2 separate regions of the Homo sapiens genome follow, and region 2 is linked to region 1. The links are chromatin loops, found by intact Hi-C in ENCODE. Cell type or tissue: lower leg skin. All regions are shown on one strand. Links, peaks and the distances in the headings refer to the core of each region. The heading gives the core; the rest is flanking DNA. Region 1 has its middle 37 kb from the start of TAS1R2. Region 2 has its middle 33 kb from the start of PAX7.

Region 1 (9,755 bases), core at 1,756-9,755:
CTATGTAACAGTCTGGAGGTGGCAGGTGTGTAGTTGAGAACTGGTAAGCAACTGCCACCCTCTACACTTAGCATCCATCTCTGGATCCAAGGTGGCTGTTCCAGCTCCCGTCACCACATCTGCAGCCCAACTAGTGGGAGGGAGAGTGGGAAGAGGGGTACATGGCTATTTCTTTTCAGGCACGACTTGGAAGTGGCAGACATAATTTGCTCTCATATGTCCTTGGTCAGAATTCAGCCACTTGGCCACATCTTGCTACAAGGGAAGATGGGAATGTGGTATTTAGTGGGCATTGGGGGTGAACATTGTGATGCTCCACTCCAATACCCTTTGGAACTGAAGGACATCTTTTTCCAGCTGCTGGGAGGGCTGCTGGCTGACAGTCCTCAACGCTTTCCAGAAATGGCTCTTGGCCGGAGAGAGCTGCCCTACCCAAGGTTATGCTCCCTACCTGGGGGTAGCCTGCACACAGTGGCTTGATGGCATGGGAGTGTCACAACCTGCACAATTCTGAAGGGCTACCCGGTCTTCACAGGTCCTTGTGGGGTCAGCCAAGGCCTTATCTGAGACGGCATGAAGCCAGCATGTCCCTTTGTCCAATTCCATTTCTTTTCCTGCTCCTACACGTGTGTTGACCCCAAGGGCGACCCCCAGCCCATCTGCCTGCTGATCTCCATCTCAGGGTCTGCTTGCAGGGCAAGCCAACCTGCAACAGCATTCCTATGCCCAGATAAACTTGGGAGCTCTGAAGGCAGCAGGGTACAGTGACTGCTGATGGGCAAGAGCAGTCTCTGCTTCAGTCGTGGTGGTGGTCACTGGGGGATGTGAGAGAGTCCATAGCTATGGGGAAGGTGCTGTTCAGGCTGGTTGTCATGGTGATGGTGGCCATGGCTGTGCTAGAGAGTGGGATGCTGTGGAGGTGTAATGGTGATGTTCATTCAACTGGGCTATGCTTACCTGCCTGCTGCACTCCACCCACTCCTGGCCTGCTCTTCACCTCATGAACGGGCTCCTGTAGGGGCTGTTCTCTTTCCCTCTTTGACATTCCATCCGAACAGCTGCCAGCTGCCTTCTCACTCCTTAGACTCCCTAGTCCCTCCTTCTCCTAGCCAGCCTGTTGGCTGCCCTGGATAGACTCGTGTCTGCTGCCTCTACTCCCCAGTCCTAACTCAACCCCATCTCCTGCCATTCCAGCTCCATGTCCCTGACGACCGATAGCCATTTGGCTCTCCCCGGGGCAGATGCCCAGCCCATGCACAGTCTATCTGGGAAGCTTTCTGGCTTCAGTGTTAGCTACAGGGGGTCCTCTTTGTTCTCCAGTGCAACCCAAACTAGATCTGGCTCAGTGACGGTGGTGATGAGGGTGAAGAGGTGTTGATGGTATTGATGGTGTTAGTGGTGATGATGATGGTGATGGTGTTAGAGATCCTAATGATATTGGTAGTGATGGTGATGGTGGTGGTGGTGGTGGTAGAGTGTTGGAATTGGTGTTGATAGATGATGATGGTGTTGCTGCTGTTTGTATTGAGGTGGTGATAGCGGCGGTGGTTATCATGTTGGAGATGGTGATGGTGGTGGTGATAATGATGTTGGTAGTGTTGATGGCAGTGGTAGTAGTGGTGTTGGTGATGGTGGTGGTGATAATGACGGTGGTAGGGGTGATGTTGGTCATGGCGATGGTGATGTGGTGGTGGTGGTAGAGTATTGGTATTGGTGTTGGTAGTGATGATGGTGTTGTTTTTTGTATTGAGGTGGTGATAGCGGTGGTGGTTACCATGTTGGAGATGGTGATGGTGGTGTGATAATGATGGTGGTAGTGTTGATGGTAGTGGTAGTAGTGGTGTTGGTGATGGTGGTGGTAATGATGGTGGTAGTGATGATGTTGGTAATGGTGATGGTGATGGTGATAATGACGGTGGTAGGGGTGATGTTGGTCATGGCGATGGTGATGTGGTGGTGGTGGTAGAGTATTGGTATTGGTGTTGGTAGTGATGATGGTGTTGTTTTTTGTATTGAGGTGGTGATAGCGGTGGTGGTTACCATGTTGGAGATGGTGATGGTGGTGTGATAATGATGGTGGTAGTGTTGATGGTAGTGGTAGTAGTGGTGTTGGTGATGGTGGTGGTAATGATGGTGGTAGTGATGATGTTGGTAATGGTGATGGTGATGGTGATAATGATGGTGGTAGTGGTGATGTTGGTAATTGTGATGGTGATGGTGGTGGTGGTGATGTTGACAAAGATACTAATGCTGACCCTTTCCTTTCTTGCTGGATGCCTTCATTAAGCCTCCAGTTAGGGGCCAAAGGCTAAGGCTTCTTCTTTTGTCCTTTCTTATGCTGGCAACATACGGACTCTGCTCCTTGTCAGATTTGGGTCATTAGGGGATTCACCCACATTCTGGCTGGGCAGAGCAGCCTGTGGGATGGAGTGAAGTGGGGATGAAGTTTGGAGGCCAAGGCCCCTCACCGTCACCCCCTTCTCTAGAAAAGATTGTGCAGGCCTGACCAAGCCCCTGTGTCCTTGTCACCCAGTCCTGAGGGGCAAGTTTGGGCTTGTGGTACGAGAGAGCACTGGACAGGGAGTCAGGAGACTGTGCCTGTGTTCTGACTCCCTGAGTGTCAAGTCCCTTTGCTTCTTGGTGTCTCAGTTTCCCCACTTGCATAATGAAGAGGCTGGACAAGGGCTGAGGATTTAAGCTGTTTCTCCCAGTGGCACAAGCACTGCTGTGGGGCAAGAGTGAAGTGGACAAACCACGCCAGGCCCCCTGAGCAGCCTTGCCAGGCATCACCATCAGCTTGTCTGACGGGTTCTCTGACCTATGTAGTCTGATCACTGGGTACTGCATGAAAAAGCATGGATGGTCAGGTATGGCGGGTCCCATTACAGCTAAGCGTGGCTCACAGGCTTCTCCCGTGTGTGTGTGTGTATGAGTGTGTGTGTGTGTGTGTGTGTCTACCTTCAAAAACATTTCACAGATCTGACCACTTTGCACCTCTTCCACCCTGACAACCTTAGCCTAACTCTCCAGCTCATCACCCCTGGGTGCTGGGCAGCTCCTCAGTAGCCCCCATGCTTCTGTCCTTGGCCCTGTAAAATCTATTAACCACTTACATGGTTTGGATCTGTGTCCCCACCCAAATCTTATGTCAAATTGTAATCCCCAGTGTTGGAGGAGGGGCCTGGTGGGAGATGGTTGGGTCATGGGGGTGGAGTTCTCATGAGTGGTTAAGCACCATCTCCCCTTGGTACTGCATAGTGAGTGAGTTCTCACAAGATCTGATTGTTTAAAAGTATGTAGCACCTCCCCCATCTCTCTCTTTTGCTCCTACTCCAGCCATGTAAGACAAAGCTGTTTCCCCTTCACCTTCCGCCGTGATTGTAAGTTTCCTGAGGCCTCCCCAGAAGCTGAGCAGAAGCCTCCATACTTCTTGTACAGCCTGCAGAAATGTAAGCCAATTAAACCTCTGTTCTTTGTAAATTACCCAGTCTTAGGCATTTCTTTATAGCTGAGTGAGAACAAACTAATACGAAACTTAATCTGCAATGCAAAAGTATTAAACGGATGAATACAACCACACGACTTTCAAAGTGCCCTTTAAAACCCAAGTCTGATTTTGCTACCTCTCTGCTCAAAATGGCTTCCCATTTCATCTGGGTAAAAGCCAGATTTGTCACAGGCCCTACCTGGTCTCCCGGTAACCTCCTTGATCTCATCTACTTTCCCCTCTGTTCCAGCGGCACTGGCCTCCTTGCTGTTTCTCAGACACATGAACCATGGGCCTGCCTCAGGGCCTTTGAACAGGTCATTTCCTCTGCTAGAAGCACACTCACTTGGCTGGTTCCTCCACCTCCTTCAGGCCTCTGCTCAGCCATTCCCCTCTCAGTGACACCTTCCTGAGGCCCCCTCTGCGTATCGTCACCCTCACTCCCTATCCTCCCTCCATACTCCACTTTACGCCACAGCCCATGTCACCATCTGGCAGGATACGTGTTTGCTAGCTCATTGTGTTTATCTGTCCCCTATGCCCCTGCCAATAGAGGGCAGTTTTGTCTGTTTTATTCTCTGCTGTACCCTCAGCACTTGGGACAGAGCTTGGCATATAGTAGGTGCTCACTAAATACTTGTTCAATGAACTTCTGTGTTTTTTGTACCCCTGTTGCAGTCGGGCACTGATACTGCTGAACAAATTCAAGGACACAAACTCTTCCTGTCCTGTATGTAGTGGTGAGGAGCAGTGGGGAGGGCCTTGGACTTGAAGCTGGTGTCCCAGGGTGTATCCTGCTGCAGCCACTTGGGGTGTTGTGATGTTGGGTAAGCTACTGCCCCTCCCTGGGCTTATCCTAGCTGTAAATGAAATAAGAATAATCCATCACTGCAGGGAGATGTCTCCAGGCTACTTAACACACAGTAGCTACTATTATCATGTGTCTTAGCTTCAGATGCTATAACAAAATATTATAAACTGAGTGGGTTATAAACAACAGACCTTTATTTCTCATAGTTCTGGAGGCTGGAAGTCTGAGTTCAGGGTGCAAGCATAGTTGGGTCCTGGTGAGGGCCCTCCTCTGGTTGCAGATTGCTGACTTGTTATATCCTAACATGGTGGAAAGAGGGTGAGAGAACGCTGTGGGGTCCCTTTTAGAAGGGCACGAATCCCAGCCGGGCTTGGTGGCTCACGCCTGTAATCCCAGCACTTTGGGAGGCTGAGGCAGGCAGATCACCTGAGGTCAGAAGTTTGAGACCAGCCTGATCAACATGGAGAAACCCCGTCTCTACTAAAAATACAAAATTAGCCAGGTGTGGTGGCACATGCCTGTAATCCCAGCTACTCAGGAGTCTGAGGCAGGAGAATTGCTTGAACCTGGGAGGTGGAGGTTGCGGTGAGCCGAGATTGTGCCATTGCACTCCGGCCTGGGCAACAAGAGCAAAATACTGTCTCAAAAAAAAAAAAAAAAAAAAAAAAGAAAAGAAAAAAAAAAAAGGGCCGGGTGCGGTGGCTCACACCGGTAATCCCAGCACTTTGGGAGGCCGAGGTGAGCAGATCACGAGGTCAGGAGATGGAGAACATCCTGACTAACACGGTGAAACCCTGTCTCTACTAAAAATACAAAAAATTAGCTGGGCATGGTGGTGGGCGCCTGTAGTCCCAGCTAATCGGGAGGCTGAGGCAGGAGAATGGCGTGAACCTGGGAGGCGGAGCTTGCAGTGAGCCAAGATTGCACCACTGCACTCCAGCCTGGGTGACAGAGCGATACTCCGTCTCAAAAAAAAAAAAAAGAAGGGCACTAATCCCATTTGTGAGGGCTCCCTTCTTATGACCTAATCACCCCCAAAGACGCTGCCTCTCAATACCATCACATTAGGGATTAGTATTTTAACAGATGCATTTTTGGGGGACATAAACATTCAGTCCATAGCATCATGACTACTATTATTGTGAATTCTTAACCCCAACGGTCCATGATATGTATGCATTAACAAAAGGGAGGCAGGAATAGGGGTTGGCCTAGAGTTGAACTTAGGAAACTGGTAGAGTCCCCAGGTCTCCTCTGCCTCCAGGCTCCCTAGATCCTCTTGATCTAAGAGGGGGAGCTTCTCAGACTCTTTAAGGGCTTATCTCAGCCACTTTTGCCAGGGATGTGAAAAGACGGCCCCTGCTCCGCTGGAAAGAGTAATTCTTAACCCAGGGGAAGGAAGGAGCCAGTCACGCGAGAGGCAAGAGCTCTGGATTGGGAACCAGAAGACCTGGATCGATTCTTAGCCAGGCTGTTGGCTCCAGTGACCTTGGGCCCGTCACCCCTCCTCCCTGGGCCTCAGTCTCCCAATCTGGATCAGGTCATCTCTAAGCTAAGGCTGCTTCCCATCTGCATTCAGTCCAGCACAGCAGGACCTCAGCATCTCCCCATCCACCTGTGGCCTGGCCTTCCTCATCGCTCGTTCCGTTTGCTGTTTCTTGCCTCGGCCTCCCTATCTCCGTCCACAGCCCTTCTCACAGGGCGTCAGGTATGTGTACCTCGGTGTGGCTGAGAACAGGATTCCTGCAGCGGGCCTTCCTGTCCAGGGCAAGGCCTGGTGTGGGCAGGGGACCTGCGAATCCCATCACTTCACCCCAGCCTGCCTGCCTCCTGGGCGGCTCCCCTAAATCAGTGCCCTGCCTGTCAAAACATGAAACACAGTCAAGATATGAACCAAAATGAGGAGCTGGAGAACAAGAACTCTATGAAATCGCTATGATCCTCTTCCCTGGGCCAACCAATGGACCCCGTCACTCCCTGCCTCTGGGCCTGTTTCCCCATCCACGCAAGGAGAGTGGTCCCTAACTTGGACACAAATTTTCCCGGTGGTTCTGAAGACCAGCCTCATTCTAGTTCACTGGACTGGGGATGTCCCTGTGGCCCAGCTTGTTGTCAGGATAGCGGCCACAGCCCAGGTCCTTCTGGAAAGCTGATCCGAGAGCCAGGTGTGCGCTCTCTGCAGGGCACTTCCAGAAGCTGACAGCAGATGGTGCTGTTGGCCCCATTCCTGTGCAAAGGGAGGCTGAGCCGCTGCCAGGGGCTCCGTGCTTGGAAGTGCTGGGCAGGGCTTGAAGTCCCGTCTCTTCCAGGCCCAAGGCTGGACGCTTGGGTAGACACACACACACACAAACACACGATGCAGAGACACGGAGGTGCATGCGTGCAGGCTGTTCCCGTCTATCCAGAGTGTGGTGCCAAATGCCAGCCCCGACTGTTAACTCACCCAGTGTGTGTTTCTGTGTCACCTCTACGGCACGGGGTCTGCCAGGCTGCAGGTGTCGGAGAGAGGCAAGGGCCGAAAGCAGGGCGGTTTGTGTGGGTGAATGCAGGCACACAGGTGCTAGTGTCTGTGGTTCGTGTGTACGCAGTGCCCACGGAGACCCGTGTGTGCACGCGGGTGTGCGAGGGGGTGCGTGTTAAGCACCCCAACGCCGTGTCCCTCTGGGCGACTATTTGGCTGTGTGTGGGGAGATGTGTGCGTCTATGACTGTGCATACAGGCATCTGTGCTTGCGTGCACACGTGTGTTTGGTACGTGCGTGTGCTTGTGTGGTAATCACAACCTTTTGGCTGGGCTGATGGGACAGGAAGCAGGAGGAATGATGAATGGTTTGAGTAGTAGGGAGGGTGTGAGTAGACAGGCTGGAAAGACCAACCAACCTCTTTGTTAGGAGGGTGAAGGCTGAAGCAGGTGGACCCAGTGCGCAGAGACCCTGGCCCGGATCGGGGAGGGGCGCGCCAGTCCTCACGAGCTGCGGGGAGATGGCACTGCCACTCTCATCACGGGTTAAATGAGTGTCCTCGGCACCAGGCACTTGCTGGGCCCTTTCCACTCACACACACTCTCGTCTAACAACCCTTGACGTCCCCACAGTACAGAGGAGGAAACTGAGGCTGGGGGAGGTAGAGGAACTTGCCTGTGGTCAGTCAGCGAGGAGGTGGCGGAGCTGGGTGTTGAACCTAAGTCCAGCCCCAGGCCCTGTCAGCAAATCACCTTTGCCTCAAGCCAGCCTGGCAGGAGGGAGAGACGTGGTGCTGGTGATCACCGGTGGGGAGAGGCAGGGGAGAGTGGCAAGGATGAGAGGAGGGAAGGGAGCCCGTGACTCCTGGGGCAGTGGAAAATCCTGGCTTGGGAGCTAAGTGCTCCCTCAGAGCATTGGCCTCTGCCCTTAGCTGTGGGGTCAGCCCCTCAGAGCCTCAGTTTCCCTATCTGCCAGGCAACGGGCTCGGCCCAGGCATGCTATGCCCTGACAGCATGCAAGAGACCTTGTTGGGCACTGCCCCTTCCCCATTAAACAAATGTTTATTGGGCATCTACTATGCGACACTGGGGGGTGCCATGGGGAACAGGACAGGCCAGCTCTCCACCCTCATGAAGCCCAAACTCCAGTGCACAAGCCCAAATTCCCACAATAAAGGGAAGCGGGGAAGCGCCGAGACTGAAGTAAGTGAGGTAAGTGCTGTGAAGAATGGCCGGGGCGACTGGACAGACAGGGGCTGGGGCCGCTTGTGGCCAGGGAGGGAGGCTGTCGGGGAGGGGCAGCCGCAGCAGGTTCTGGGGAAAGCATCTTCCGGACAGAGGGATGGGGAGGGGGCAGGAGCTGGATGGGGCAGGGCCTCTCAGGATTTCATTCTCAGGGCAACAGGACGTCACCCAGAGAATTTAAGCAGGAGAGGACCCGATCTGATTCGTGCTTGAAAGATCACCAGATGCAATGTGGAGAATGCTCTATGGGGACCAATGACTGCAGAAGGAGACCAGGATGTGGCAGGGATTCTATAAAAAAGCCACCCTGAGCCGGTGCGTTTAGGGCACGGGGGGCCTGGGAAGCTGTGATTTGAACTCCGTACCGTTGAGCAAGCCCTCTACCTGGTTTCTCCCTTCCCCTTGGCCCCACCCTAAAGCAGGCTCTTTCCCCGGCTTATTTTCTTATGCCTGGGGTGACTTATTTTACCACTGTGAAGCCTGGGAGTGAGGTCTCCAGGCATAGACCCTCTATCCCAGCTCAGGGCTCGAATTCTAGCTGGTCTGTTATTGGCAGGATGACTTCAGTCAAGTTGCTTCTCTGAGAGCCTCAGTTTCCCCATCTGTAAAATGACGGTAATGATGCTTCTTAGAGCACCTGATGGTAGCAGTGAGGATGAAACAGGATGGAGCAGGCGAGGGCTCTGTGCAGTGCCTGTCACATCGTCAGAGCTGTTGTGATCTTGCTGATCACTAAGTGACCCATATGGCCTGGCACAAGTCACTGAAGTCTCTTAACGGCAGTTTTCTCCCTGTAGAATCCCTGAGAACTGGGAAAGCCTGTAACACATAGCAGGCGCTCAGGATGCTTGTGTTGGGGAGTTGCTCCAGCCTACCCAGCCTTCTTTGGCTGGGAGGCAGGAACCAGTCCGTTCTGCAGAGAGGTGGCTTTGGGGGCAGGGGTATGGCCAGGAGGGGGTCAGGCTCACGTGAGGTCCCATGGTCTCCTCCTCCATCTCCCTCAGCTCCCCCCCACCTCCCTCAGCTCCCCCTCCACCTGCCTTCCCTCCAGCCCTCCCTCCACCCTACACTGTGCCCCAGGGAGTGGGCATTTGGAAGTCTCCCAGTGCCCCTTCCCTTCTCTGATTTGCATGTTTAGAATGTATCTGCAGACGCATCTCTCTAGCACGGGGCCCAGCCTTTCTGCCTCCCTCCCTTCCTGCCTGCGTCTCTGGGAGCTGAGCTATCTGCATGCACGAGAACCGAGAAAAGCAGGTCCACCCGGCCCCTCCTCTCCAGAACCTTCTGAGATGCCCCGTCCCTATCCCTGCTGCCTCAGCCCTGCCAGGACAACAGTTCCATCTGGGGGGCGTTGGGATTTCTTTTTGCACACCCGCAGCTCGGTCTGCACCCGTGGGGGCTGTCTAGCTCAGCGGCTGCCGGGTGGCACTCTCAGATCACAGGCCTGACATTTCAGCGCTTGTGTCTCTGTGCCAGGCAGGCACCAGCCCGAGCAATCGATTCTCTCTGCATAATCGCTCAGCACCGTCCATAACATTTCATCAGCCCCCATTGGCCCTCTGGGCTCCTTCCTCTGGGCCTCACGCTGGGTTGCCCATGCCCTCTCTTCCGGGGCTGGGTGCTGTTTTTCCAAGTCCTCGCGAGAGCTGCCCCCCTGCCCTCCACTGCCATCCCCGCTGCACTCCCCATGAGGCTGGCAGGGCTTCCTCAGTTTCTGGTCACCTCCTCATTCCCGTGTCACCTGGCATCAGC
Region 2 (15,731 bases), core at 3,836-11,835, 220 kb after region 1:
TGCTTCCTTTGGGGGTCAGTTGTGCCAGATGGGCTGGACTGCACGTCAGGCCCAAGACATTGAGGGACTGTGGGTGCAACAGAGCCGTGGCCAATGCCTTTGCTGATTCTTTCTCTGAGCGGCCTCCATACCCGTCCCGGCCTCAATCCCTTGCCTTGCTCAGGCTGCTTAAGTGGAAGGTTCTTATTCTTACCCCATGAGGAAGACTCCTCAGCCCCGTAGCCTACAAAACATTTCCTTCCAAGCATTATTTATAAACGTCTGTTGAGCACCTACTCTGTGCCCGGTCCTGCCCCAGGCACTAGAAACCCGGCAGTGAAGGGGAAAGGTGAGGCCTGGGCAGACACTCCCCTGTGCACAGATGCAAGAAAAGAGATGGAGGGAGCATGATACGCTCTAAGGAAAATGAAATCAGGCCGGGCATGGTGGCTCAGGCGGGGAATGGTGGCTCAGGTGGGGAATGGTGGCTCGGTGGGGAGTGGTGGCTCAGGCGGGGAATGGTGGCTCAGGCCGGGCGTGGTGGCTCAGGCGGGGAATGGTGGCTCAGGCGGGGAATGGTGGCGCAGGCGGGGAATGGTGGCTCAGGCCGGGCGTGGTGGCTCAGGCGGGGAATGGTGGCTCAGGCGGGGAATGGTGGCGCAGGCGGGGAATGGTGGCTCAGGCCAGGAGTGGTGGCTCAGGCCGGGCGTGGTGGCTCAGACGGGGAATGGTGGCTCAGGTGGGGAATGGTGGCGCAGGCGGGGAATGGTGGCTCAGGCTGGGCGTGGTGGCTCAGGCGGGGAATGGTGGCTCACGCCTGCAATCCCAGTACTTCGGGAGGCCAGGGCGGGAAGGTCATTTGACTAGCCTGGGCAACATAGCAAAACTCCATTTCTACTTAAAAAAATAAAATAAATTAGCTAGGCATGGTGGCATGCACCTGTAGTCCCAGCTACTCAGGAGGCTGAGGTGGGAGGATCCCTTGAGACCAGGAGGTCGAGGCTGCAGTGAGCTGTGATCATGCCATTCACTCCAGCCTGGATGACAGAGTAAGACTCTATCTCAAAGAAAGAAAAAAAAAGAAAAAGAATGACATTGGGAGGTGGCATAAATGATGGAGCGGCCACATCTTAGCTATGAGATTTTGGGCCAAGTACTTGTCTCTGGGCCTTAATTCCTCACCTGTAGAATGAGGATGCAGATATGCATTTCCTGGGCTTTGGGTCAGTGGCGCTCAGCACAGGGCCTGGAGTGTGGTCACTGCTAACTGAAGCTGTGCTCCAGCTCTACTATTAGCAAGGGGAAGTGGGGACCAGGCAGGTGCTCCAGCACGAAGCTCTGAGGGTGAGAGCTCTGGAAGGAGATTGGGGCTTTTCCTCCATACTGAGCGTGTATGAGGCAGGTCTGGGGTCAGGCTTTCTGGATTTGAACCCTGGTCACTTGCTTCACAGCTTTGGGTCTGTGGGCAATAACCTGCCCTGTGGCCTCAGTTTTCTCACCCAAAGATTGGGAATCATAATCGTAGCTTCTTTAGAGAGCTGTGGCCAGGATTAAGTGCATTCCTCTGGAAGTTTCTCTGAGCTGCAGCGTGCGAGCTCTTCATATGACAGATTCGAAGAGCTGTTTGTCCACGTGTCGGGGCCTCAGTGAGGGGTGGGGAAGGAGCTTGGGCTGGGAGCTGAGATCCCTGGCTTCTTCTCTGAGTTGACACCCATGTGAGGTTCCCACCATCCCTGGTAGGGCCACCACTCGGGGGCGGAGGGGCCGCCTGGGTGTATGATTGTTGATTTGCAGGGACCCTCAGGAGAGCTAATGTGGCAAGATACCCAGAGAGGGCCTGTGAGCTTCCTAAGGCCACACAGCAAGCTGGAAGGACTCAGGCCTGAGCCAAATGCATCTGCCTGCCTAGTCCTTTCAGGGGCGTGCGGAAGGGTCACTAGGGGAGAGAGCTCTTAGTTTTAGCTGCGGGCGAGTGATCATCCTGGAGTAATTGGGTGCTAATACCATTATGCCTCCCATTTCATACTCTATACGTTCCCAGGGCTCTCTCTCCGAGGATCTCAAAGCCCTTTACATGACAATGCCACCATTAACTCATAAATCCTCCCTGGCCTGCTGGGAGGAGAGGTGGGTGGTATGTGCAGGAGACTGAGGAATTAACCTCAATTATTTCCCAGTGATTCAGCCGTCATAGAATTGTCAGGTTGGCTCTGGGGTTTGGCGGGCCCCAGTTAGTGCTGGTGGGGTAGAGCCTGGGAGGGGACTGGTGATATCTGCTGAGCGGAGCCTGTTCTCCAAGTCAGCTTGTTGTCCACGATGTCACCTCATCATTTTCAGAACAGCCCTGCGAGTTGGGTAGCAGTGTTCCCATTTTACAACAGGAGAGACTCAGAGAGGTGCAGGACTCACCTAAGGTTACCCAGGTAGTCACAGCAAGCCTGGAGTTTACCCCCAGCCATGCCTGTGCCACCAAACACACGAGGTTCTCAGAGTGGGGCAGGGCTAGGCTCGAGGGCCAGGGGCCTTGGGACAGGATGCTCTGCCCCCTACCAACATGCAGTGTGACTCGGGGCCAGTGCTGTCCGTCTCTGAGTGGGTCTCCATGAGCACCTGATGGTTAAGACCTCAGGTTGACTGCTTACCACCATTTGTAGGGACTGCTTTGCCCCACACTGTGGGAGAAATACAGGCCCCTGAAGGAGATGGGTGAAAGATGAAGGGTGGCTCATGCATGCATGCATGCATTCATTCACTCACACATTCATTCATTCACTCATGCTTGCATTCATTCATTCACTCATGCATTCATTCATTCACTATGCATTCATTCATTCATTCATTCACTCATTCATTCACTCATGCATTCATTCATTCATTCACTCATGCATGCATTCATTCACTATGCATTCATTCATTCATTCACTCATTCATTCACTCATGCATTCATTCATTCATTCACTCATGCATGCATTCATTCACTATGCATTCATTCATTCATTCACTCATGCATTCATTCACTATGCATGCATTCATTCATTCACTCATGCATTCATTCATTCACTTTTGCATTCATTCATTAACTCATGCATTTATTTTTCATATGCTCCTGTGTAGGGTGGTAGTTAACAGGGTAGGCTCGGGAGTCAGGCTGCCTGGGTTCAAATACACTCACTGTGTGGCCTTGGGCAACTGGCTTCATCTCTACCTCTCAGTTTCTTCGTTTGTGAAAGGGGATAGTAAAGCAGTCACCTTACCGTGTTGTCCACTTGTGTATTTCACAACAAGATCCTGAGCACCTACCACATGCCAGGCACTGTTCTTGGCCCTGGGCACATGGCAGTAAACGGAACAGACAGGATCACTGCCCACGGGGGCCCAGTGACCTGGGGGAGGCAGACCACACTCATAGTAACTGTAGCATTGCCAGGTGATGGGAGTCTCAGGGGGTTTGAGATGGTGGTGGGGATTGCAGTGGATCATCCACACGGGGCACCTCGTGTGAGGCTGTGTTTCATTTGCATCAGCATGGATTTTGACTAGCTGGGCACTACACTGGGACCTGGGGGCAGGAGACACATAGATCTGGGGCATGTGTGATACTTGGTCACAAGGCAGAAGTAGCATCTCCCAGTGGCAGGACCAGGGTGCCCTCCCACCCCTTACCCTCCACCCTGACCTTGGAGGAGGAGGGACATGAAGCCTTCACAGAGCCCAAAGCCTGGGTCCCGAGAGCGCTGGGCACAGGGCGTGGAGATGCTTCCACAGCTGTGGTCTCCTGGACCAGGGCTGCAGGGAAAGGAGGAATGGGCTCTCATTTCACAGATGTGGAAACTGAGGCCCAGAGGGGTGATGGAACTGGCTTGAGGTCACATGGTCAGGGCTCAATGGATTCCAAGAGCCGCTGGCTGCCCCAACACAGAGGCCTCCTTGGACAACCCCAGAGAGTTGGGATGTGCATTAGAGATGGCTGGACTTCAACGCTTTGTTGAACAAAATAATTGTATCCCAAGTTTCTGTTCCAATATTTGTTCACTGCAAGGCCCAGGATTCCAGGTGAGGATAGCGCTGGTTGGGAAGAAAGAGACACAGGCTCTAGATTTGGATCATCCCCATCTATCCCAGTCCTAAAGGGTGATGGAAACTGGGGAGTGGGGTGTGTCTCACTGAAGGCACCAGATTTAGCAAATAAAACTGCTCAGTTAAATGTGAATTTCAGATAAACTAGGAATATATTTTTAGTATATGTCTCAATTATTGTCCTGTATTTTTTTCTGGTAACTCTCGTCCTATGAGTGGAGCAGAAAGGATGCCCAGAGCTACAAAACCTTCTCTGGGTCTCAGTTTTTCTTGTCAGTACAAAAGAATCTTTTTATACAATAGAGATTTGGGGCAAGAGGTTTGGGGAGATGATCCAGAGGTTCCTTGTGGGAGGCGGCTGTTGTCTTCCGTTTATCCACCCCAAATTTCTTCCCATCTCAGTTCAGCCATTGGGTAGAGCAGGCATGTGCTGGGGCTGTGGGCTCAGACAGGCTTCCATCCATCTGACTCCTGCCTCGTCTGCTGCTTCTGAGCTGAGTCACCATCAGCAAATCACTTCTGCCCAAGTCTCATTTTTCTCATCGGTATAATGGGCATAGTTTAAAGGCCTAGCCCACAGGGTTGCAGGAAAGCTCAAACACAGTAGCAGGTAAGAGACATGCTTGCTTTTTTTTTTTTTTTTTTGTGAGACTGGGTTTTGTTCTTGTTGCCCAGGTTGGAGTGCAGTGGCGTGATCTCGGCTCACTGCAACCTCTGCCTCCCGGGTTCAAGCAATTCTCATGCCTCAGCCTCCCAAGTAGCTGGGATTACAGGCATGCGCCACCACGCCCGGCTAGTTTTGTATTTTTAGTAGAGTTTGGGTTTCACCATGTTGGCTAGGCTGTTCTTGAACTCCTGACCTCAGGTGATCTGCCCGCCTCAGCCTCCCAAGGTGCTGGGATTACAGGCGTGAGCCACCACGCCCAGCCATGCTTGCATTTTAACCAGTGCTGCTGGCTCTGAAAGGGCCTGCCAAGGTGAGGGGAGAGCTGCGAGCTGCGTCTCCTGGGACCTAGGGCGCCCCAGACTTCCAATCCAGTGCTCACTCAGCGCACCCTACTTGGGATTTCTTCCAAGGGGGAGGTAAGGATTGTTAAAAAATTGAAAGATCCCTTTGGGGACCACTACTCCACTCTTCTGCTTCTCTAGGAAAATATGGCCCAGAGACATCACGTGGGTACCCCAAGACCACACAGTGAGTTTATAGCTGAGCTGGGATCTGAAGCTAGGTTTGCTGAATCCCAGTCCGAGAGGTGTGCCCCTCTGTGATCTCAGGGCTTAAAGTTTAGTTAAAAAATTGTTTCTTTCTGGAGGCTAGAGCTCATTTTTTTTTTTTTTAATTTTGAGGCCAAAGTTCATTCCATCAGAGGTGTTGCAGTGTGGTGGGGAGGAGTCTTGCGGTGAGAAACAGGTAGATGCTGCTGCAGTGGAAACCGAGGAAGTGCGAGAATGTGCGTCCTCCACATGTCTGTCCTCGAAGCCTGTCCTGCTCCAACAAGGGGACCCCAAGAACAGCATTTAGTGGCGGCCTAGCACCTGAAGTCCTCGGATCCACCACCAGGTTTGCTGTGTGACCTTGGGGAAACGTCTTCCCCAGTCTGGGCTGTGGTTGGGAAGAATCCTTCTCCCTTGTTATTGAGGACCAGTGAGGCCATCAGTCTTCTCTGCCAGAGAAAGACGCTGGGGACATGCTCCCCTCAGCACCCAGGATTGGGAAAACTGCAAGAGGCAGAGGGAGTGGTGCCAGCCCACCTGCCTGTGTAGGAATCTTGGCTCCTTCTGTCCAGCTCTGTCTCCCCTGGCCCTTCTCTGTGGCTTCTGGTCTTCACTGCCCTGGTTGTACACGCCGCCCCCACCCCTCTCTCCCTGTCTTTTGTCTCTCTGTTTTTTTTTTTTTTTTTTTTTTACTCTCCCTTCCCTCTCCTTCTCTCCCTCCCTCTTCCCTCTCCCTGGCCACCTCCTTCTCCCCCTTCCCCTCCCCTTCTCTCTTTCCCTTTCACTGTTTATCCCGGATCCTCTTTTCCTGCAGGGACACTCTGGAAAGCCCTGGCTCCAAACCAGTGTGATTCTAATCTTCCCAGCAGACTGTCTAAAATGTAATTTACGAGCAAGGCTCTCCCGGCTTCTCCATCCTGCAGCCTGGGCAGGACTCCCAGCCAGTGAATGGGCTGGGGAGCGGGAGTGGGGCTGGGGCCAGCCTCGCTGGGTCATCTCCCATTCTGCTCTATCTGCCCATCAGCTGGGGGAACGGGCCCAAACCCGGGGAAGCTTTTCACTTGGAACCGACTTCAGTTCCGGGTTCATGGAAGGCAGTTGGCCCCGATGCAGCAACAGATTGCCGTTTGCTGTGGACTCTGCAAAACCTTGCGGCAGGAGAGACCTCTTGGAGGCCATGACATTAGGCCAGGACATTTGCGCATTCATTAACTCATGTTACTGTACACTTTCTATGCATCACACAGTCCTGGGAGCTGAGGTTGTAGTGCCGAGCACAGAGACCAGTTCCTGTTCTTTTGAAGCTAGCAGTTTGGTGGAAGGGACCGACATTAATCCCATAGTTACTTAAGAGAATGCTGGCGGGGCACGGTGGCTCATGTCTGTAATCCCAGCATTTTGGGAGGCCTAGGCAGGAGGATCTCTTGAGGCCAGGAGTTTGAGACCAGCCTGGGCAACCTATTGCGACCCTCATCTCTAAGAAAATTAAAATTAACCAGGCATGGTGGCAAATGCCTGTAGTCCCAGCTACTAGGGAGGCTGAAGTGGGAGGATCGATTTAGCCCAGGAGGTCAAGGCTACAGTGAGCTATGTTTGTGCTCAGCCTGGGCGACACAGTAAGACTCTGTCTCAAAACAACAACATAAAACCAAAGAATGTTAAACAGATTTCCTTTAGTTCTGTGCTGAAGGAGAGGAATAGGATGCTTTATAATATGGGGGTTGACTAGGTCTGTTGGGGGAGGCACAAAGGAAGCCACCCCCACTTTTTTGCATGATAATGAATAATGACACCATTAGTGGCGTGTTTATACAGAGAGGCGGTGACAAATATAATTCCTCCTTTGCTGCCACTTTTGACTTTATGTGTGTTGAATTTAGATACCCCTCCATCAACTGATGTGAGCGGCTCCTGGAGGGTCCTTAAAGGGTCCCAAACTATGAGCGCTGCTCTCGACCTGTACACCAGACACAGGTAAAGGGACTTCTCACTCCCCCCACTTCCAAACTATGAGCGCTGCTCTCGATCTGTATGTACACCAGACACAGGTAAAGGGACTTCTCACTCCCCCCACCTCCAAACTATGAGCGCTGCTCTCGACCTGTACACCAGACACAGGTAAAGGGACTTCTCACTCCCCCCACCTCCAAACTATGAGCGCTGCTCTCGACCTGTACACCAGACACAGGTAAAGGGACTTCTCACTCCCCCCACTTCCAAACTATGAGCGCTGCTCTCGATCTGTACACCAGACACAGGTAAAGGGACTTCTCACTCCCCCCACCTCCACTGTCTGCCCTGCCACTGGGCCCAATTCTGGAAGGGGTGAACAGCTCGGAAGAAGGCCGGGCTCGGCAGCCACGGTGCTCTCTCTGGGCCTCTGTTCTCACTGCAAAGTGGACTAACAGGCCTCCATGGACCAGCTCACAGTATTTGCTGTAAGGGTCACATGAAGCGATTGATGTGAAAAGTATTTATTGTCTTGGAAATTCCTGAATTCACCACCATATTCCTCACTGCCATCCTCATCCATGAAAGCGAGGGGGCTGAGGGAGGTTTTGAGACTTCCCATGAAGCCCCTTCTTTCTGGGATTTCAACACACCCAACTCCGTGGAGCGCGTGGCCGCCTTCTCAGCGGAGCAATGCTGTCACCTAGTGGCCACTCCGCACCCTTCTCCTTGGAATCAGGAGCTGACCCGGAGCACCTGCCCTTGGGAGCTGTCCCCAGGTACCCCTCCACACCTGCAAAGCTACCGGTGGTCAGGGCTTCCGTGTCTGGTCATGAGAGAGCAAATATTGCAGTGGAGAAGAGGGGCTGAGGAGGCAGGGTCCCTGCTCTTATGAAGGGCAGCTTGTCCTTGGGCCCCCTAGCTCCTCCTGCCATTGGACTTGGCTTGGCAGATATTCCATCAGAGCAGGCGAGGGCAGGAGGCCTGGGTTTCCAGACCCTCATCTGCAGGGTGCCTGTCAGTGTTGAAGTCAAGAAGCTCCTTCGTGTGAGCCTCACCCTGTTTCTACCTCGTGTCTTCCTGTAGTTTATTCTCTACCTGGCTTCTAGAGTGATCCCTTTAAAAGCAAGTCAGATGATGTCATGCCGCTGCTCAAACCCTGCAGTTATTCCCACTCAGAGTAAAACCAAAGACAGCAAGACAGGATCGGGGCCTGTGGGTAACCTTCCCTGCCCTTGTTTATCTTTTTAGTTTTTGTTTTCAATATTTATTTATTCACTTATTTATTTTTTATTTTTTGAGATGGAGTCTTGCTCTGTTGCTCAGGCTGGAGCGCAGTGGTGCACTCAGCTCACTGCAATCTCTGCCTCCCGGGTTCAAGCGATTCTCTTGCCTCAGCTTCTCAAGAAGCTGGGATTACAGGCATATGTCACCAGGCCCAGATAATTTTTGTAGTTTTAGTAGAGACAGGGTTTTGCCATGTTGGCTAGACTGGTGCTGGTCTCAAGCTCCTGACCTCAGGTGATCCACCCATCTCGGCCTCCCAAAGTGCTGGGATTATAGGCATGAGCCACTGCACCTGGCCTTGTTTTGTTTTTGAGACAGGGTCTCACTCTATCACCGAGGCTGGAGTGCAGTGGTGCAATCATGGCTCACTGCAGCCTTGACCTGACGGGCTCAAGCAATCCTCCTACCTCAGCCTCCTGAGTAGCTGGGACTACAGGTGTGCCCCTCCATGCCCAGCTAATTGGCATTTATTTTTTTGTTCTTTTTTTCTTTTTCTTTCTTTCTTTTCTTTTTTTTTTTTTCTTTTTTTTTTTGAGACAGAGTCTCGCCCTATCACCCAGGCTGGAGTGCAATGGCGCGATCTCAGCTCATTGCAACCTCCGCCTCCAGGTTCAAGTGATTCTCCTGTCTCAGCCTCCTGAGTAGTTGGGATTACAGGCACGTGCCATCATGCCCGGCTAATTTTTTGTATCTTCAGTAGAGGCAGGGTTTCACCATGTTGTGCAGGCTGGTCTGGAACTCTGGGACTCAAGCAATCCTCCCACCTCGGCCTCCCAAAGTGCTGGGATTACAGGCTTGAGCCACTGTGCCCAGCTCTGTTTATCTTTCAGACTGCACCTGCCCCTCATCAGCTCCTCTCCAGCCTCCTTGTCATGCCTTAAACTCTCACTGCTGCTCCCTCTGCTTGGAATGACCTTCCCCTGGGTAGCTGCACAGGTGGGCCCTCGTGTCATTTATCACTCTGCTTAAATAGCCCTTACTCAGAAAAGTCTGCCTTAACTAAATTAGCAGCCTCCATCACTTTTCTTCCCCTTTGCCTACTTTGCTTTCTTCACAGGACTCACAATATATGGTTGTTTCTTGGTATCTGCGGTGATACTAAAATCTGCGGATGCTCAAGTCCCTTCTATAAAATGCTGTAGTATTTGTGTATAAACTTCACATATCCTCTCATATACTTTATTTTTATTTTTAATTTTTTTTGGGACAGGGTCTCACTCCATCACCCAGGCTGGAGTGCAGTGGCGTGATCTCGGTTCACCGCAACCTCTGCCTCCCGGGTTCAAGCAGTTCTGATGCCTCAGCCTCCTGAATAGCTGGGATCACAGGCATGAGCCACCATGGCTGGCTAATTTCTATATATATTTTTAAAAGTAGAGACAGGGAGGTTAAGAGGAGGGTTTAGATAATAAAATGTGTGGTATAGAGTTCTGGAAAATGCATAGTGTATAGTGCTCCTAGAAAGATTTGTAGTAGTTAGGGCATTTATTATAATAATGTTCATGTACTCTGCTACAAAAAAGAGAGCGTATGGGCCTGCAGCATATTCAATATTAAACTCTGAGACTAATTCTCATTCTCCTTCTGTCAGGTCAACAGATTTCACCATGTTGGTCAGGATGGTCTTGAACTCCTGACCTCAAGTAATCTGCACACCTCGGCCTTCCAAAGCGCTGAAATTACAGGCATGAGCCTCTGTGCCTGGCCTATCCTCTCATGTACTTTAAATCATCTCTAGGTTACTTATACCTGATACAGTGTAAATGCTGTATAAGTTGTTGTTATACTGTATTTTAAAATGTGTATTTTCTTTAGTTGTTCTATTTATTATTTGCATTATTTATTGTTGTTGTTTTTTTTTTTTTTTTGAGACGGAGTCTCGCTCTATCACCCAGGCTGGAGTGCTGTGGTGCGATCTTGGCTCACTGCAAGCTCCACCTCCCAGGTTCACACCATTCTCCTGCCTCAGCCTCCCGAGTAGCTGGGACTACAGGCACCCGCCACCATGCCTGGCTAATTTTTTTGTATTTTTAGTAGAGATGGGGTTTCACCACGTTAGCCAGGATGGTCTCGATCTCCTAACCTCATGATACGCCCGCCTTGGCCTCCCAATGTTGTATTATTTTTAATTATTTTTCACACTTTTGAGATCCCTGATGGGTTGAATCTGTGGATGAGGACATGTGGATACAGAAGGCTGACTGTACAGTGAACTCATATGGTTATGTGGGACAATGGCAAGAGAGACAGCCTCTGATTCCAGAGGTTTCCTGGTTCTCCATTCTGTGAGGAGACTGATGGCTGCTTGTCAAAGGCAGGAGCTGTGGCCTCTGTTTGTGGCACCTGAAGTGCCGCATGCAGGCTAGGGCAGCTGTAGGGTCGCTCCACAGAACGCTGATGTGAACGTGTCAGCATGAAAAAGCAGTTTTCATCTTCTCCGCCTGGATATTGTGACTAAAGACCCCACAAACTCCATCTTCAGCCAAACTCGAATGCAGAAAGAGCAGACTGGAACATAAGGCATAATGGCTGTCAAATGCAGCCACCCTTGGCACACAAGCCACATGGGGTGAAGGGTGGCAGAAGCAATGTGGGAGGGTATAAAGGGCAAGATTGCTCCACCACCGGAGAGTCCAGAAAGATGAGCAAAATCGCACTTGTGTCAGTGAGAAGCTCATCCAGAAGAGACAGCATCTCTATCTCTTAAACACCAAACAGCAGAAGGCATTGCCTACAATAGGCCAGGAAAACCTAGCTCCTTCCCTTGTTTGTAATAATAAGGCAATAGTAAGATATTGGAAGACCGTAGAGCAACGCCAATGAGAGCTAATTGAGGAAAGAAGCTGTGAGGCAGGATTTTCTATTGAGCCAAGCTGTCCTTCAGATATACGCGCCACCCACCAGCAATTCTGAACATGGCAGAACTCAGTGGATATTGTCCCTGTGGAGTCTCTCTGGAGGAAACATCTAGAGGATGAACTTCAGCCCCATGACTGGCAGAGGGCTGGTAGTGCATTGACTGTGGTGAAGTGTGGAACTGAGACTAACGCAAATGTAGGAAGTAGAGGAATAGATAAAAATGTGAATGCAGGCATCCGTGATGAGGTTAGAAATGATGCATCTGAGAAGAAATGGGAGGGGACACGTGAAAGAAGCCAGGAAACAGGGTGTGTTTGCAAAGTGCCTCTTCTGTAGTAGGTGGGAATCAAAGAACATCTTTCAGAGTCAAGAGTGCTAACCATTACACAATGGAAGCACAAAGAACATGTTTCAAAGCTGGCAAATCAAGACAAGTAGTATGAAGACATGCAGCAGAACAGAGGAGATCACTGAGAAAGGAACCCATCAGTGCCTCATTAGCTGTGTTGGGGGAAAGCCAGGGAGATGGGCAAGAAAAAGAATAAACTATAGTGTTCTTACTTTCTGAGAAATTGAGAACTAAGAATATTGTGTAAAGTTATAATAATGAACAAAAGTATAAAACTCCTTCTGTATCAAAAGAACCACATATAAAAGAACAAACCACATAACAAAAGACATTTAAAACACCCATAAACAGGAAAAAATTACATAAAATAATATGACAGAACACAGGTGTTATAAATGCAAATGAGCTTAATTTGCCCAGTGAAAGAAAAGAAATTAGATTTGGTCACAAAACCAAATCTAACTCAGTGTTCTATAAATGAGGCAATCATAAACCAAAGTAATTCAGAAAGGTTGAACCTAAAAGCTGGGCAAAGGTATACTAGGCAAATGCAGATAAAAAATCTTAATATCACACAATGTGGAGTTTAGATTAAAAGGTATTTAATAAGACAAAGAAAGTCATCTTAGAATATACAAATGTGTATCCACAATGAAGATAAGAGTTATAAACATCTATGCTCTAAAAAATATAGTAGGTGCATTTCTGAAGGAGAAATCACATGAGACACAAGGAGAAACGCACTTCAATTAACTTTCCTCGTTGCATGACAAATAAAGGATAAAGAAAATCTTCATAAGGTGATAAATAACTCTTATCCATTGCCTGGCTGTTAAGACAATGTCACAGATTGACACCCCATTTCTGATACCAATTCCTGTATTATTGAGGATGAAAGATCTAACTCTTGGAACAAAAAGACTCCAACATACATTGGCTTGGAGGACAAAGAGGTCTAACTCCTCACAGTGTGAGGTGAGCTGCTTAGTTGGTGGGGCAGCTCTGTTCCAAAGGGTCTTCAGAAAGTCATATCCTTTCCAACATGTTTCTCTGTCTTCTCCTAGGGCATTGCCATTGTTTGCATGGTTGATACTGGGTCACTGTGGGCTCTAGAGGGAGGGAAGGGGGAAGGGAGTGTGAAGGAGGTGCACCCACTGTGGAGTATAAAAGGGACACATAGACTTCCATTCATAATCTGTTGGTGAGAACTCAGCATCATGTGACCTTATCTAACTGCAAGGGAACCTGGGAAATGTAGTCTTACGATGTTCCTGATGAGAAAGGAAGAATGAATTTGAGCAGACAACTGGTGGAGTGGAAATGAGTACCAGTGCTTTAGAAAATGATGTGTCAGTGTCTGCCAGAGTTCACATACACACACTGTATGGCCCAGCCATGGTACTCCTAGGAGGGCTCAGCAGAAATGAGCACATATTTGTACCAAAAGACATAGGCAAGAGTGTTCTATTCCTAATGCTACTGTTTATTATTATTAATTTTTTTAAGAGACAGGGTGTATCTCTGTTGCCCAGGCCTGTGGTATAATGGTGCAATCATAGCTCACTGCAGCCTCCAACTTCTAGGTTCAAGCTATCCTCCTACCTCAGCGTTTTAAGTAGCTGGGACTATAGGTGTGCACCACCACACCCTGCTAATTTTTAAACTTCTTTGTAGAGATGGGGTCTCACTATGTTGCCCAAGCTAGTCTCAAACTCCTTGCCTCAAGTGATCCTCCCACTTCGGCCTCCCATAGTGTTGGGATTATAGACGTGAGCCGCCATGCCCAACCTAATTCCTATTACTAATTATTAGTAATATTATTAATTCCATAACAGTATTCCTAATAGCCCAAATATCCATCAGCAGTAGAATGCTTGAACACATTGTAATATAGTCAGACAATGAAAAACTCTACAGTGATTAAGATGGACAAAGTACTGCTGTGCATCACAGCAAGGATGGATCTTACACAGTGTTGAGTGAAAGAAGTCAGACACCAAAGAGCACATGTGGGTCCAGTACAGTGGCTCATGCCTGTAATCCCAGCACTTTGGGAGGCTGGGTGAGGCAGGTGGATTGCTTGAGCCCAGAAATTTGAGACCAGCCTGGGCAACATGGTGAAACCTCGTCTCTGCAAAAAATACAAAAATTAGCTGGGTATGGCTGGGCGCGGTGGCTCATGCCTGTAATCCCAGCACTTTGGGAGGCCGAGGTGGGCGGATCACGAGGTCAGGAGATCTAGACCATCCTGGCTAACACGGTGAAATCCCGTCTTTACTAAAAATACAAAAAAATTAGCTGGGCATGCGCCTGTAATCCCAGCTACTCGGGAGGCTGAGACAGGAGAATCACCTGAACCCTGGAGGCAGAGGTTGCGGTGAGCCGAGATCTCACCACTGCACTCCAGCCTGGGCAACAAAGCGAGACTCTGTCTCAAAAAAGAAGAAGAAGGAGAAGGAGAAGGAGAAGGAGAAGGAGAAGAAGAAGAAGAAGAAGAAGAAGAAGAAAAAACGAATTAGCTGGGTGTGGTGGTGCACACCTGTAGCTGCAGCTACTTGGTAGGCTGAGGTGGGAGGATGAGGCAGTCCCAGCTACTTGGTAGGCTGAGCCTGGGAGGTTGAGGCTGCAGTGAGCTGTGATGGTGCTGCTGCCCTCCAGCCTGGGTGACAGAGCAAGACACTGTTTCAAAAAAAAAAATTGTAAAAAAAGAGCACATATTTTTTTAAACTTTTTTTCCCATTTTTTTTCATTATTTGTCTTTACATATGTTTTGATTTACATTACAACGTGAAAAAATGCTCATCATCACTGGCCATCAGAGAAATGCAAATCAAAACCACAATGAGATGCCATCTCACACTAGTTAGAATGGCGATCATTAAAAAGTCAGGAAACAACAGATGCTGGAGAGGATGTGGAGAAATAGGAACACTTTTTCACTGTTGGTGGGACTGTAAACTAGTTCAACCATTGTGGAAGACAGTGTGGAGATTCCTCAAGGATCTAGAACTAGAAATACCATTTGACCCAGCCATCCCATTACTGGGTATATACCCAGAGGATTATAAATCATGCTGCTATAAAGACACATGCACACGTATGTTTATTGCAGCACTATTCACCATAGCAAAGACTTGAAACCAACCCAAATGTCCATCAACGATAGACTGGATTAAGAAAATGTGGGATATATACACCATGGAATACTATGCAGCCATAAGAAAGGATGAGTTCATGTCCTTTGTAGGGACATGGATGAAGCTGGAAACCATCATTCTCAGCAAACTATCGCAAGGACAAAAAACCAAGCACTGCATGTTCTCACTCATAGGTGGGAATTGAACAATGAGAACACTTGGACACAGGAAGGGGAACATCACACACCCGGGCCTGTCGTGGGGTGGGGGGAGGGGGGAGGGGGGAGGGATAGCATTAGGAGATATACCTAATGTAAATGACGAGTTAATGGGTGCAGCACACCAACATGGCACATGTATACATATGTAACAAACCTGCAGGTTGTGCACATGTACCCTAAAACTTAAAGTTATATAAAAACAAACAAATAAATAAAAACAGACAATACAGGATATTAGTTTGATGCAAAAGTAATCGCGGTTTTTGCCATTAAAAGTAATGACATTACTTTTAATGGCAAATTACTTTTAATGGCAAAAACCGCGATTACTTTTGCGCCAACCTAATAGAAATGGGAAAGGTGTTTCCTTTTGGGAGGAGAGGTATGATCACCAGGAGGAGAAGGAGGAGGGCTCTGGGGAGCTGGTCACGTTCCGGTTCTCAATCTGAGTAGCTATTTCACGGGGGTGCTTGCTTTGTGAAAATTCACAGTGCTGTTCCTTTATGATTTGTGACTTTCCTGTATACATGTTCTATTTCAATAAGCATTTTAATTAACAAAATTACTAAAAGGCAGAAGAATGTGAACAAGTGGAAAGATACATCGTATTGTGGCGGAGGGGGGGAGCGGCGGGGCTCAACACCGTGACATTTTAAT

What was found. Peaks named below come from ENCODE experiments on the same cell type or tissue, not always from the same donor. Only the 100,000 strongest peaks of a DNase experiment are listed, where the experiment ranks them.
Region 2: it touches region 1 in a loop (10-fold over the local background); 95 of 110 quality-filtered maps call a loop at or near these places.

The regions. Positions count from the first base shown.
Region 1 is chr1:18,817,700-18,827,454 of GRCh38, reverse strand. No RefSeq gene overlaps it. Among named protein-coding and RNA genes, the nearest start is that of TAS1R2, 37 kb to the left of the region's middle. RefSeq lists a silencer at 6,376-6,554 and enhancers at 6,733-7,242, 7,243-7,752, 9,449-9,755. In lower leg skin, for the core only: no CTCF peak of the experiment used is centred there; a DNase peak (open chromatin) is centred at 6,531.
Region 2 is chr1:18,589,783-18,605,513 of GRCh38, reverse strand. No RefSeq gene overlaps it. Among named protein-coding and RNA genes, the nearest start is that of PAX7, 33 kb to the left of the region's middle. RefSeq lists an enhancer at 5,762-6,291. In lower leg skin, for the core only: a CTCF peak has its summit at 7,866; a DNase peak (open chromatin) is centred at 7,933.